Linked DNA regions of Homo sapiens: regions 1 and 3 are each linked to region 2. Evidence: chromatin loops called from intact Hi-C (ENCODE). Cell type or tissue: heart right ventricle. All regions are shown on one strand. Region 1 overlaps ZBTB39 (zinc finger and BTB domain containing 39). Region 2 has its middle 77 kb from the start of HSD17B6. Region 3 overlaps LOC124902945 (a long non-coding RNA gene).

Region 1 (5,000 bases), 160 kb after region 2:
TTATTCTAAATAAAAACCACACTTTGTGCTGAACAATGGAATATAAAAGAATCAGATGTACAATGATTTTAGACATCTACTATTTGGGGAAAAAAGTTTACAAAATATACAAAACTTTACAGCAATAGATAGTAAACACTTAAATATTAGGAGGTCAGTACTTATTAATTTAATGGAAGGAGTTAGACGTCAACAACTCTTCTCTGTTTCATAAGAGACTTTAGCTATTCAAGGTGGGGGCGGCGAGTGGATTGGACAGGGGAAGGGTTTTAAAGAAACATCAAAATCGAGTTTCATTTTCATTCTGATGTTAAGCTTATGATGCATAACCACATTGAAACTAATGCTGTGCACCCTGCCTCCTGACTCATTTGGTGCAGGATTTAGGGAAAAGAGTCCCAGATGGGTGCAGACCACCCCATAGAGCCCACTCCCATACCAATAAATACAGTGTCTATCTAGAATTTGCTTTGGAAGTTAAGCAGTCTTGGGCTTGGGGAAAGGGGCACAGAAGGAGGCCAGAGGAAGAAGAAAATTCAACACTAGCAAAAACCTGTCTAGGAAAAAGATATTTAAGCCCAAAGGTTTGGCCTGGAGACAAACAGGTACTCACAGATCAGAAAAGCAGAATATAAAAAAAAACTTTTACCCATCTCCTGGTTCTTAGGGGTCACCTGGGCCTGACCCTTATCCCACCTCCTTTCTTCCTAACTAGCCATGGACTACGGGAACTCCATGGAGTCATAAAATTTAGGACCAAATACTAAGGTTCAGCAGAGCTTCCTAGCGGGTGCTGTGGCATCAGTGAGTCACCCAGTGGGTCACTGGAGTGCCAGGATACTAATCTCTGCCTCTGGCCACATGGAGCCTCTGCTGTTTAACCCCGGGTGCCACACAAGTATTACCATTTTCCCCTCGGAAAACAAGTTGGGAATGGCCTCATATTTGGTTTAATGCTCTATGACCACCACCTTGAAATTTTTAATAATTTATGAATAAGAGGGCTCCACAAATGATGTAGCTGGTCCTGAGTACATACCAAGAAAATGGGAGAAGAGGATGTTCAAGGCTTAAACAGAACTTCAGAGTAACACAGAAGAGAGTAGTAAACTAGGTTCCAGGAGAGAGGGAGCAACAAAATCAAATGAACAGAAAGTCAAAACAATTAAAAATGCAAAATAAAATGAATACCTTCTACCAGGTATCCCAGGGTGCCCTCTGCCACAATATAGTGTTTCAAGCAAAACCATTCAGAAGAGGGTGAGCTGGAGGCAGAGGAAGCAGACATGACTTTGGTGGGGTGGGGGGAAACGGGAAGTTCAGGTGTGAATACAGGGGTCACCAACAGGGAGAGGGTTTGGTCAACAAATCTCATGAGCTACTGATCCTATGACGTATCTGACTGGGACCAACTGAGCCACCCTGATCAATCTGATCAGCCCCCGGGGGATCAGGGGATGCAGTTTTCTGTTTCGTGTTTCAAGGGCCAAGTTTCAAGGATCTGCTTTTTGGTTTACTGGCAAAAAGGGAAAACTTCACAGTTTCAGGTTAAGTACACAGACCACCCAGCATCCATGATGCCCTCTGTTAAGGAAAAAGGTTTCTCCAGCACATTTATCTGCTCTCAGCCACTCGGCTGGTTCCTGTAATTACCACCTCTCTCACACCAGCATTTCAAAAATCAGTCCTCACCAACAGTCTGGGAGGGATTGCTCATGCTTGAAAATGTAGCAGACACTTGACTGTAGTCTGTTACACATTTCCTTCTTAAATTCTAATGGTCAGTGTGAGTAAGAAAGGGAGAAGCCAGTCAGCAATGAAGAGTCTCAACACTGCTTTCCTGATGAGGATGTCCTCAGAGGACACTGAACAAGGTGGGTTTAGATGGTCAAAGGTGGACCTTTAAACTGGCCACTGTACAAGTCCCTTCATCTAATGGTCACCCCACCAGAGAGCCAGGCACTCCAACTCTGAGGCTTTATCAGTTCAGGGCTGGGGAGAAGCAGCAGGTCCAACAAGGATGGAGCTTTGGTTTGTCTGACATCTCAATATAAATAAAGACAGGAGGCTTCCAAACTGTGCAAATAGGTCATTCATGTCACTTGTTCCCCTCAACCCTGTCCCCAATCTACTCCATCACAGGAAGGAAGGGGGATGAAAGGCCTGGAATTTAACTGTCCCGAACTTTATAGAACATACACCCATGGCCTAAAGTGTTCCCTGGGTTTATTATGCTAGAGACAATCTGGAGAAGAAGAATTTGCTTAAGGGCTTGACATGTCTTCCCTTAGTTATACCCCTGGTTCTCCACATCTCTGGTCAAGGCTGTTCTCTGGAATATGGCTACTTGCTGGGGAGAAACTCATTTTCCTAAAGTCTCTTATACAAAAGAGATGCTGGGTAATGTGTATACAAAAACAAAAATAAATAAATATTAATGTCCAAAAAGGCTTTGTGAGTTAATGAAAACCACTTGCTTGTGAAACAGCCCGGGGTGTTGCTGAATCCCACCAGGGGCAGTGCCAGGGCTGAGGCCAGGGACTCCCAGAGCTCACCTGAGCAGGGTGAGGTAGTATGAGCTACTGAGGTGGCACCTCACAAGTATGCAAGATCGAGGGCCCTATCCCTCAAGACTTCTTTGGGCAAAGCCCCTTAGAAAACCAAGTAAGAGTGGAGCTAACCAGCTGCGTGGGCTGTGCCGGCACACTCTGCAGCCACCCACGGAGGGCCTGAACCAGCTGCCATCCAATAGCGCCCCCTGGAGGTGATGGCAACGACAGATCAGGATAAATTCCAGCAGGTCAAAGGTGAGCTGACAAAGCTCCGGCACTGTTAGCACAAAGTAAACAGGTTACCCGACTAGGACAGACAGTCAGAACGCACACCCTGCTACACACCACCAGTTACTCAGGTCCCTTTAATCCTGAAGGGCTCGCGGTCTGCCACTCCACCACTTCATGGAGTCAGCTCATCTACACCACGGGCCAAACACTTCTGGACGGGAGACCAGATATAAATTAAGGCAAGGCTGCTGCTGTCAGATACATCCCCACCTCTCCACCAAGACACTCATGGCCAACAGAAGTGGCCAAAACAGATGACTATATCAAAGTGGTTCCCTATCCTCTCTGCCCCACAGAAGGCCGGACGTCCCGGGCCATCACTCCATAAAATCCTGTTTCTTTGGAAATGAGGAGAAAAGAGAAACCTCTCCTGTCCATCCAGGCTGCCACTTCTGGTGGCACTGCAGGACACCCCTTCTGGCTGGCAGGGGTTCATCCCAAAGCTTTCTGACCTAAATAGAAAGCTCTGTGCCTAGTATGGATCTAGCTGCCAAAAGATTTTCACTGTTCAATCAGCAGATTAGGGCTGTAGATAAGCAGACACCAACATCCCTGATGTCTTGTCCCTGCTGAGGGCTGGAACCTGAGGGGACTGCCCTGCTGACCTGTCTTTTCTGAATGATCACATTCCCAAAATCTTTCTCATTGCTGGTCATCCCAGTTGGAGGCCTGCAGTAACACCCACAGTGAAAACCTCCCTTTACCTCCTCTGTTAAGTGAGGCTGTTGGTTGGATTCTTAGCAGCATAAAACCTATCAGTAAACTAAAACTAGAGAGGCTGGGGAAGGGGGTCTAGTGGACACCAACTGCTTGACTAGATCCCAAAACCAGCCTCAAAAGAATGAAAAACATAGCCCTGCATGGGCAAGAACAGGTATGGAGGTAAATGTGATAGGGCTGTTGCTTCTCAACAACAGTAACAGCTTATGTGCTATTTCTTCTTCTTTTCTTCTTTAAACACAACACAGAACAGAATTCCTACCAAGGCAAAATTATAACTTCAGCTGGGGAGGGACCAACACCTCTTAGATATCAGCATCCTGGCTGCTGCTTGGGAGCTCCCCGTGGCTCTGCCGGGACCCAGTCAACTGTCCGGGTTCTTATCCGCCTCTTTGGAATGGATGATGTACATGAAGGTCTGCTCGATGGTGAAGTCAGGGGGGAGGCTGCCTTTGTGCACACCAACATGTTTGCTCATGAGGTTAAGGGTGGAACTGTAGTGCCCACAGACTGTGCAGCGGTACATGAGGGCCCCCGAGTGTGTCTTTAGGTGGCACTTGATGGTCGAGCGGCCTCGAAAGAACTTGTGGCACACCTTACATTGGTATGGCTTCTCCCCCGTGTGGATCCGCCGGTGGTAGTTGAATTCGCTTGTGTGGGCAAATCTTTTGCCACAGACCTTGCAGCTATACTTGCTGTTCCCAGGTTGGCCCTGCAGCGCCAGCTCTTCACCCAGAAACTCCTCTGCTGGCAGCTTCCGCTTCTGGAGAGCTGGGTGCTGCAGCCCAAAACCAGGCCGTGCATCAAGGCCACTGTTGCATTTGTGCTGGCTGACGTGGTAGCGATAGGCAGCCTCTGACTTGAAGCTCTGGCTGCACAAGCGGCAGTGGAAGAGGGCGTCTTCCAGACTTTGGTGCACAGCCATGTGCTTCTCTAGAAGATGCCAGTCCACAAAGCTGTTCGCACAGACAGAACAGGAGAAGACTGAGATGCCGAGATGGGACAGCGTGTGCCACATGAGGCTGCAGAGGTTAAGGTGACGCTGGTCGCAGACACTGCAGGCCTGGCCCTTCAAGTTTAGATGGTCAAGGATGTGGCCCCGGACCACATGGAAATCTTTGGCCAATACTTTCCCACAGGCAGCGCATTTCAGCTCTGGGGAGGCTGCCCCTGAAAAGAGACCCAGCTTCCCTGGCAGGGGATCGTTGGGGTGGACAATGATGTTGTTCTCAAATATTCCATCCCGTCGGTGAAGGGTCAGCTGCCACTGGGTAAAGAACTTAGTTTCACACATGTCGCAGGAGAAAAGGAAAATACCAATGTGGGACAGGACATGAGTTACCCGGGAGTTTCGGTCCTGGAAGTGGGTCTCGCAGACCTTGCAGTTGCCCGTCAGCAGGTCCACATGGTCCCGAGCATGCTGCCGGATCAGTTGAA
Region 2 (5,000 bases):
ATGAAAGGAAGTAAAGTACGCTTGGAAGAGGGCCAATCATCGACCTGAGAGATCAAGCACATGGTTTGACTGGGGTTTTATATGTTGGCATACCTCTGGGATCTTGCTGTCCTTCTCTCCTGATTCTTCCCTTGGGATGGGCTCTCTGCATACACAGTGGACTGCTAGCACTTGGGAGAGGCCACATGTGCAGCGTGTTTGCTGGAGTTGTAGGCACGCTCATATGAGGTGTTTTTCCCTTACCAGTCCAGTGTTCCTAGAGGAAGGTTGTCTGCCATTTTGCCTCTTAGGGTGCATTCTTGAGCCTACTTGCCTAATCCTGAGATCTTATTGGGAAGCTGCTAATTACTAGGTTTGGGTGTTTCTATCTATTGGGAGGTTGCTTTCGCTGGTGCTGGCTGTGACCAATTATTTTTTAGAGACAATGCAACAACTGCCTGACCATCACCTGATTATTGCCTGACATTCCTGGTGGTGGGGGCTGAGAGTGGCCCTCTCCTGCCCTGCTCACCTCTGACTAGCTACCTACTGTAACAGAATCATCATGGAGGTGTTCAAGGAGGGAATTGCCTTTAAAAAGAGGGTTAGGTTCAGAGAGGAGGAAAAAGTTGGGCAAGGTGAACCTAGGAAGCTGCCAGTACCAGCAAGTTGGGATTTAGGTCCTCAAGGTGTAATGGGATTATTTCTGAAAACAAGGAGGGTTATGACTTTGTGAAACTCTTCAATCTTTAGTCAGTTAGTCAGATTTATATCTGAGATAGCAGAGGTCCTTTTTCGTCTGAGTTTTATTCCTATAAAAGGGAGAGGAAGAGGAGAGAAATAAAGAAGCATTTCTAGCATGGCCACTTTACTGTAGGCTCTGTGTCTAGGAAATTTTCAAGGATCCACAAAATTTCTTTTGGTTCTCAAACATTATTTTCTCCAGATTATAAGGACAATAGCAAAATAAAAAACACTGATTTGAGTGTAATTAGAATATATCAACCTCATTAGTTGATTAAATTTGTTCCTAAACATTATGGCATTTAAAAATAAATTATAGATTAGTTATCATTACCTGAAACAAATTCCTGATCCTGCAAGATGAAAAGTGATAAGTAATTATGTTAAAACAAATTAATGGTAGCCAAGTAATTTTCAGTGAACTAGTGATAGCCACATTTTAAAAAGATTTTGTTTTTGTTTATTAAAAACTATCACACAGTTTTATTTATGAGGCATTAGAATCTTCAGCTGTTTGAGCATGCCAGGGGGGTAATCCACGTGGGTAGAAAGCTAGCCAGGCGGGAGCAAAGACAGAAGGGATTCCATTTTCCCGGCCTTTTTTTGGCCTTAGTTTGTTGCCAAGTAAATCAGAAACCTAAGAAAAACAGATTAAGCGGTTTCCTTGTGAGTTTTAACCACAAATCTATGCTGCTGTCAAGAGCTGTAAGAAGGCTTTGCTTGCTCAAATCTCAAAAGGAAGACATTTTACTTTCCTCAAACAGAAATAGTCCCAGGGCTAAAATATTCACTTCCTTTGGTCATGCCTGGACCCAAGGCCCCGGGGACGGGAGGACTCCAGGGTCAGGGAGAGAATATTAATTCCCTATTTCCTTTCAAAATTTGGAGCAGAAGGGATATGTGCAGGAGGGAAATGCAAGATAACTACAGATTGAATTCTAAAGAAGGCAAGTCCTTGTGCTGCTCACCAACCTCCCTCTCCTGCACTCACCCCTCTCAATGCCCTGCCCTGATCCTTGAGAAAGTAAATATTAATTTGAACAGAGAAAGTATCTTTCTGGCTGGCCAAAGGGTTTTTTGAAGGACATGCTGCAACTGTAAAGTGTCTTAACGACCTCTTTCTTTGAGTGACTATAGACTTTTTACTCACTGAGAAATCTTGTTCTGTAAAAGCAAAGACTATCAAACACTTCAGTGTTTAAAATTCTATTGTAAGAGGCCAGGTATGGTGACTCACATCTATAATCCCAGCACTTTGGGAGGCCAAGGTGGGAGGATGGCTTGAGGCAAGAAGTTTGAGACCAGTTTGGGGAATAAAGCAAAACCTCATGTCTAAAAAAATTATATCATAAAAATGAATATCCCACCCTTGCCTGAGTCACTTTGACACAGAAGCAGCCTCATTATATAACCCAGGTGCAGAACTTTAGATAGGGGTTGCTGGAAACATTTCACATCTAAACTGTGCTTTCTAATGAAACAAGACCTTGGGACCATTTTGTAATCCAGACCTGGAGTTGATCTCTTTTCACAGAGCCCTGCTTTGCTTGGAGTCTATCAAGAAATTGCTTCATCTCCATATCCTATAATAATTCTCTTTTCCTTTGATCAGACAACCCATGAGTCCCCTGGTATGCAGTCTTCCTCATGGCAATAGGACAAAAGACCTGACTTTGTTGGACCTTAAGTTTATTCCTGGTGCCTCAGGCTGATTAGGAGACCTTTTGGCTTCAGCCTCTCCCTGTGGGGTTTTCTGTCCCTCACCCCTCAGAGGACTTGTGTAGGATGCCAGCTGGCCCTGAGGCCTGTGCCACATTGATGCAAGGATGAGAGTCAAGATCTGCCATGATAAGTCAAGGGAATGTGTAAAATGGCATGTTGGAACTCAGCTGCAGCTGGTCCTGCTGTCCTGCTCGGTGTACCCCCCAGCCACCAGAGGGCCCCAAATGGCCTGCTTTGGAGTTTCTCCAGCAATCATTGAAATTTGGCTCTTGTCTTACAGTCTTTGGTTAGGCTCACAAAGTTTCTGCCAATTCCCTGGGCTGCTTCAAAAACTCTAGCTTACAACTGATGGTAGGAAAACAACACCTAGAAAAACACAGACCATGCCTTAGTGATCAGAATATAGATGTGATTTGATTGCCTCATACTAAGACTCAGCTAGGGGTACTTTTTGAATAATAAAACTTATTAAGAATCCCCCTCGATTAATCAGGTCTTTCTCATCTTATGATTAAGTAAGCTTGGAAAACACTGATTTACACAAGTGATCCACCCTCAGTAAGGCAAAATAAAATGTAGACAGTGTAATTACCTCCTGCTTTAAAGGATGCAGCTAAGAATCCTTTTGTGAAGTAAGTTTCTCCAAATAAGAGTGAAAAAGAATAAGCACCTCTTATTTACTAAGTTAGCATTTTCATGCCCTGGATTTTTGAGGGCCACTGTTCTTGCAGTTTGCTTTCTATACCAGTTTCTATACCTTTATTATCTATACCTCCCTATCTTTCATTCATTCCCTCCTTCTACCCAGATATATACACGTACCACACAACCTGAATATTTCAGAGCAATCTTGATTCCAAGCATTCATTCACTGTTCTCATAAAAATGCTTGTATTTGTCAGTCCTAAGAACAGTCATCATTCATAATGTATCTGTCAGCAATGAAAACACATCCCCAGTATATGCCTAAGCTAACCCCTAATATTTTGTACCTGGAACATTATCTGGCTAACCAGAGACATTGAGGACAAAGCAATTTGTCTGAAGGACAGACTCCCCCACTGCCCCCGCCATCCATCCCCTGCACTGTACTCTGTCCCCCATGCATCCTTCACTCCCTGGGTGGCTGCAGCGATATTCTCTGTCTTGGTGATGTCCAGGGTCACCGTCTCCAGCCTGTCTGAAGTCTGGCCCCTCAGCTGCTCTGCCTCCTTCTCCATCAGACACATAGCCAGCACCCTCAAGCTTTGCGTATCCAGCTGTCTTGCCAGCAGATTCCCGAAGCCCGAGTCACAGCCCATGATGAAGCAGTTATCTCAAGGGAGGCTCACCACCTGTCTCTCCCACTACCAGCGCAGAAGGTAGTACAGGCCCACGAGGGCTATCAGGGAGAGTCCCATGGCAGGGGTCTCTCCTTCACCTTGGGAAAGAAAGAAAATCTTCTAAACCTTAAAAAGTATGTTCTCTGACCACAATGGAATTAAATTAGGAATAAATAACAGAAAAGTATCCAAAAAATCTCCCAGTAGTTGGAAAATTACAAAATATTTGGCTAAATGATACATGCATGGATTAAAAAAGAAATACAAAGAAAAATTAGAATATATTTCAACTGAGTGAAAATGAAAATGTGGTACATTAAAGTTTGTGGAGTGGGGCTAAGCTGTGCTTAGAGAGAAATTTATAACACTAAATGCCTATATTAGAAAAGAAGAAAGGTTTCTTTTTTTAACATTTATTTTAAGATCGGGGTACACGTGAAGGATTGTTACATAGGTAAACGTGTATCATGGGGTTTGTTGTGTAGATTATTTCATCACCCAGGTATTAAGGCTAGTACCCATTAGTTATTTTTCTTGATCCTCTCCCTATCCCCACCCTCAACCCTCTGATAGACCCCAGTGTTCATTGTTCCCCTCTATATATCCATGTGTTCTCATCATTTAGCTTCCACTTATAAATGAGAACATGTAGTATTTGGTTTTCTGTTCCTGCATTAGTCTGCTAAGGATAATGACCTCCAATTCCATCCATGTCCCTGCAAAGGACGTGATTTCATTCTTTTGAATGGCTACATAGTATTCCATTGTGTTTATGTACCACATTCTTTATCCAGTCTATCATTGATGGGCATTTAGGTTGATTCCATCTCTTTGCTATTGTGAATAGTGCTGGAATGAACATATGCATGTATGTGTCTTTATGATAGAGTAACTTACATTCCTTTGGGTATATACCCAGTAATGGGATTTCTGGGTTGAATGGTAGTTCTGTCTTTAGGTCTTTAAGGAATTGCCACACTGTTTTCTGTAACGGTTGAACTAATTTACACTCCCAACAGTGTATAGGTGTTTTTCTCTACAACCTTCCCAGCATCTGTTATTTTTCGACTTTTTAATACCAGCCATTCAGACTGGTGTGAAATGGTATCTCATTGTGGTTTTGATTTGCATTTCTCTAATGATCAGTGATGTCGAGCTTTTTTTTCCATATGCTTTTTGGCCACATGTTATGTCTTCTTTTGAAAAGTGTCTTTTCATGTCCTTTGTCCACTT
Region 3 (5,000 bases), 150 kb after region 2:
CCTGAAGCGTGAGTCACAGCTCATGATGAACACGTACTTGTCTCTCAGGTGACTCACCACCTGCCTCTCCCAGTACCAGTGCAGAAGGTAGTATAGGCCCAGGAGGACCGCCAGGTAGAGCCACATGGCTTTGCAGAGGACAGACCCAGACGGGCTGGGGTGAAGTGAGAGTCTGGCCTCTGTTCAGACAGGAGGACTTAAGAACACAGAGGGCTGAGGTAGGCAGGGAAGCCCTCAGGCATTTTGGCAGAAAGTCCTCACTTTCCTCTCTGATCACTGTCTTTCTGCACCATTTTTTATCCTGGCTTCATCTCTCTGCTCTTTCAACTGCCTTTGCAGGTGTTCATGCATGCAACTGCAAACCCCAAGCTCTGCCCAGTGAGTAGTTATCACTACTCAGCAATGCTTCCCTAGTCCACCAATGCCTCTCTGCCTTGCTGTGCCTACTCAGGTGTCCACACAGGGGCCCACACACACACACCATGAAACACACCACTCTGATCTACAAACAAGGGTCAGAACTTGTCTCTACATATCTTGTGATATGGTTTGGATATTTGTGCCACCAAAATTGCATGTTGAAATGCGTTCCCCAATATTGGAGGCAGGAGCTGGTGGGAGGTGTTGGGTCATGGTAGTGGATCCCTCATGGCTTGGTGCTGTCCTGGAGACACTGGAATGAGTTGTGATGGGATCTGGTTGTTTAAAAGTGTGGCACCTCCCCAGCTCTCTCTTTCTTGCTCCCACTTGCCATGTGACAAATCAGCTCCCCCTTTGACTTCTGCAGTGATTATAAGCTTCCTGATGCCTCACCAGGAGCCAAGCAGATGCATGCTTGTACAGCCTGCAGAACCATGAGCCAATTAAACCTGTTTTCTTTATAAATTACCCAGTCTCAGGTATTTATTATAGCAACACAAGAACGGCCTAACACACATTGTATACCAACACTCCTGGACCATGGTCTCCCAGAAAACAGACTTTACTGGGAAGCTACACATGGTTTCCAGGCACATTCAGTGGAAATCCTGCTCTGAGCCTGAGTTTCCTCATCCCACCCAGCATCCAGAATCAATCACTCCCCAGAAAAGTAGGGCACGATCAGGCTCTCTAGGATGAGAAGGAGAAGGCAAAAAAGTGAACAAGAGCAAGTCCCCTCCTGCTACAGTAGTTTTCTGGGGCAGAAAGATGTGGAACACCCACAGGGAGAGTCCAACCTCACAGGTAAAGAAAGGGGAAAGAAGGGAATGGAGCCTTGGAACCCACAGGAAGGAAGTACCCAGGGCTGCTGGGAAGGGGAATGGAATGACTTATGCAGGTGTCACAGGGCTCACCTGCTCACCTCCTGATATGCCCTGGGTGCTGGCTCCACTGCCCTCTGCCCTCCCCTGTCAGGGCCCACATCCAGGATCTGGACCCCTCAGACACTGAGAGGCTAAAAACATTGCTCATTTGAACAAGGACAATGAGGATGGTGGTCCAAAACCTTGCCCAAGCAGGGAAGGATATGAACCCTAGTAACTGTAAAGGTATTACTTCAGTTTGTATCAGGGTGTTGATGGACAGGAGGGATCTCCTTCTCAGGAGACTACAGAAAGGGGTACAGACTGGACCTCTGCTGTCCATGGAGGGTCCCTCGGTGTGAGGTCGAGGAAACTATTTCATAACTGGTGGGCAGGATGTAGAGGGGCAGGGAGCTGGGGGAGTAGGTGTGGGACAGAATAATCCAGGGTTTATTTGCACTGGGCCTCTCTCCCACTGTCCATGTTTGCCCAATTTCTGTCCCCTAATTGAAGGAAGAAGTGGAGATGGACTGGGAGGGGGAAGGAGAGGTTTCCTGCAGAAACCAGAGGCTAGCAAAGAGCCGCGCGCCCCCTGGTGGTTCTTCTCTAGCCCTGCAGTCACGACGTGGGCATCGGCCTGGGATCAGCCAAGGCTCTTCAGCTCATCCCAATGGCCACTCTCTCCAGCATCGGGGAGCCCCCATATCTCCCTGCACGGATCCTCCAAGAAGGAGGGAAACAGCAAGACTGCTGGCTGGTAAGAGACTGGACTACTGTTAATTAAGCAACATGGATGGTGCCTTGAGTGTGCTGCATACTAGAGGTTTGACAGACTCGGAGCCCCTTGAGGGCTCCGAGACTGAGTCCAGTCATTTTTGTATTTCCAGCCCCGGCAGTGCTAGCTTCTAGCAGAGATGAAGGAATGTTGAGGTAGCTGACACTGCAACATCTGGCTTCGCTTTCCATTTTCATCACTATTTCTTACATCATGCGACAATATGAGATTTCCTAAAGCCTCCATTTTTCTCATCTTTATAACGAGGGAGGAGAATCAAGATGACTTTGTCAAGTCCTCCCATCTCCAATTTCAGGGAGTCTAAGAATCCATATGCCTTTATTAAAATGGTGAAAACTTAGAAAGATGGGGTCTTGGGAAGCACTGGAGAATTTCTGACCAGCATACATTAGGTGCTCAACAAAAGTTAACAGAAACGGAAGAAATCTGGAACCAACAAGAGACTTACCACATCTACAGAGAGGCTGGGGGAGGGGTGCAGATCAGGAGATGGGAGAGTGAGGGAGAAACAGAAGCTGGGAGAGATAGGAGACCAAAGGAAGGGGGAAGGGTGGCGGCATGCGGGGAGGCTGCTAGTGCTGTAGGCGGCAGAGGGATATTAATAGTACCTGGGGCCCTTCCAGTCTCTTATCAGTCTTTTCAAGCTTCCTCTTCCTTAGACTGATGTCACACCCTCCCTTCTCACACTTGGGAAATCACAGAGGAAACAGTTGTCCTTCATCTAGTGAAAGATAGGGAATGGGAAGCAAAGACATTCACTTTCCCCTTTTCAAATCCCTCCGAGATCATCCTACAAATCCCTCAGCCTTCATGAAGGAGACACCTCCTTCCTCATGCAAGAAATTTCCTAGAATTCCCAGGGCTGAGTCAGCTCCACACAAGTGGATACCCAACATTGCTGTTTTTATCCTGACCCCAGTCTAGCAGAAGCTCTCCAAGGGTCATTTTTTTTTAAAGCTTTTGGACATCATGGGCCCCTTCGAGAATCTAAGGAAGGTTATAAGCCCCCCACATAACACAACAATCAAAAACTTGCTTATACTTTTCATACAGTTCACACCTAAAACCATTAGCTGCATGGAATCCAGCTCAAGAATCCTTGTAATATGGGCTTATTGACCTACTAGCTGTGTGACTGGGGCAAGTTATTTAAAGTTTCTGTGCTTCAGTTTCCTTGTCGATGGTAGTACCCACTCCATGAAGTTGTTATGAGGATTAAATGAGGTGATATGGATAAAGCCCCTTACAACTGTGTCTAGCCAATGGTGCGTATTCAATAAACATCAGCTGTTACTATTACTACATTTCTCTGTGGTAATTCATAGTGACATTTGGGAATGTTCCCACCCTTCTATGTAAAAAACACAACCCAAGACAGCCAAATAAAAGAGGAGGCTCATGTTGATCTAATTCAGAGAGGAAAAAAATGGCTGGTGGTAATAGGACTAGAGAGGTCTCTCAGTGTCAATTCCACAAGATGGGATTCCTTTTTCCTTATCCCCATGAAGTGGAAAAGGAGCATGCTTGTATATATTATCTCATGTATCCCATATAATAACCTGTAAGGGAAGCATCATTATCCTCACTTTACATATTAAGAAACTGACATTAAACTCCTATCTCTCACCAGACACAAAAATCAACTCAAGATGGATTAAAGACTTACATATAAGACCCAAAACTATTATTAAATTATTAGAAGAAAATCTAGTATTGCAGGAAAAATCTACTATCTAGTATAAGGAAAAGTCTCCTGGACATTGGACTAGGCAAAGAATTTATGACTAAGATCTCAGAAGCACAGGCAACAAAAACAAAAATAAACAACTGGGACTTAACTAAACTAAAAAGCTCTGCACAACAAAAGAAATAAGCAACAGAATGAACAACCCGCAGAACTGGAGAAAATATTTGTAAACTATTCATCTGACAGGGGAGATATCCAAAATATACAAAGAACTCGAGCAAGAAAAAAAAAAACCCCACAAATAATCCCACTAAAATGTGGGCAAATGACATGAATAGACATTTTTCAAAAGAAGACATTTTTCAAAAGACATTTTTCAAATGGCCAACAGATATATGAAAAAATGCTCAACATCACTAATCATCAGAGGAATGCAAATAAAAACCATGACGCGATATCATCGTACCCCAGTCAGAATGGCTATTATTAAAAAGATAAAAAAAAAAACAGATGTTGGCAAGAATGTGGAGCACAGAGAACTCTTAGACATTGCTGGTGGGAATGTGAACTAGTACAACTTCTATGGAAAACAGTATGCAGATTTTTCAAAAAACTAAAAGTAGAACTGCCATTCGACCCAGCAATCCCACTACTGGGTATTTACTCAAAGGGGAAGAAATCAGTACATTAAAAAGACACCTGCACTAGTATGTTTATCACAGCCCTATTCACAATAGCAAAGACATGGAATCAACCTAAGTGTCCATCAACGAATAAAAGGATAAAGAAAATGTGGTATATATACACAATGGAATACTATTTGGCCATAAAAAGGAATGAAATTATGTCTTTTGCAGCAATGTGGATGGAACTGGAGATCATTATTTTAAGTAAAACAATCGAGGCACAGAAAATCAAATATTGCATGTTCTCACTCATAATGTGAGTGCTAAAAGATGTGTACACATGGATGTGGAGAGTGAAATGGTAAACAGTGAAAACTTGGAAGGAAGAGGGAATGGGAGAGGAGTGGATGATGAGAAATTAGTCAATGGGTACAATGCATGTTATGCTTGTGGTGGATACCCTAAAAGCCCTGGCTTGACCAACATGCAACCTATTCATGTAACAAAACTGCACATGTACCACATCAATCTGTACAAATAAATATTTAAAAACAAAAAACAAAAGAAAAGAAACTGAGATTCAGAAAGGTTAAGTGACCTGCCCAAGA

The links. A loop is a pair of places that touch in the nucleus more often than their neighbours do. Peaks named below come from ENCODE experiments on the same cell type or tissue, not always from the same donor. Only the 100,000 strongest peaks of a DNase experiment are listed, where the experiment ranks them.
Region 1: it touches region 2 in a loop (4-fold over the local background); 13 of 110 quality-filtered maps call a loop at or near these places.
Region 3: a loop joins it to region 2, with 2.4 times the contacts of the local background. A loop is called at or near these places in 34 of 110 quality-filtered maps.

The regions. Positions count from the first base shown.
Region 1 is chr12:56,998,852-57,003,851 of GRCh38, forward strand. ZBTB39 (zinc finger and BTB domain containing 39) reads right to left here. Exons shown (of 2, transcript NM_014830.3): 2 at 1-5,000. The coding sequence ends at 3,928. It also overlaps a transcript of ACKR5 not described here. Among named protein-coding and RNA genes, the nearest start is that of ZBTB39, 5.2 kb to the right of the region's middle. In heart right ventricle, CTCF peaks have their summits at 2,757 (motif pointing left) and 2,957; a DNase peak (open chromatin) is centred at 2,770.
Region 2 is chr12:56,837,431-56,842,430 of GRCh38, forward strand. No RefSeq gene overlaps it. Among named protein-coding and RNA genes, the nearest start is that of HSD17B6, 77 kb to the left of the region's middle. In heart right ventricle, a CTCF peak has its summit at 2,650 (motif pointing right); a DNase peak (open chromatin) is centred at 2,641; H3K27ac peaks cover 1,539 bases.
Region 3 is chr12:56,985,835-56,990,834 of GRCh38, forward strand. The region is part of intron 2 of LOC124902945 (a long non-coding RNA gene); the gene reads right to left. It also overlaps the pseudogene LOC390332. Among named protein-coding and RNA genes, the nearest start is that of ACKR5, 6.2 kb to the right of the region's middle. In heart right ventricle, a CTCF peak has its summit at 1,877 (motif pointing left); a DNase peak (open chromatin) is centred at 1,887; H3K4me3 peaks cover 375 bases; H3K27ac peaks cover 2,539 bases.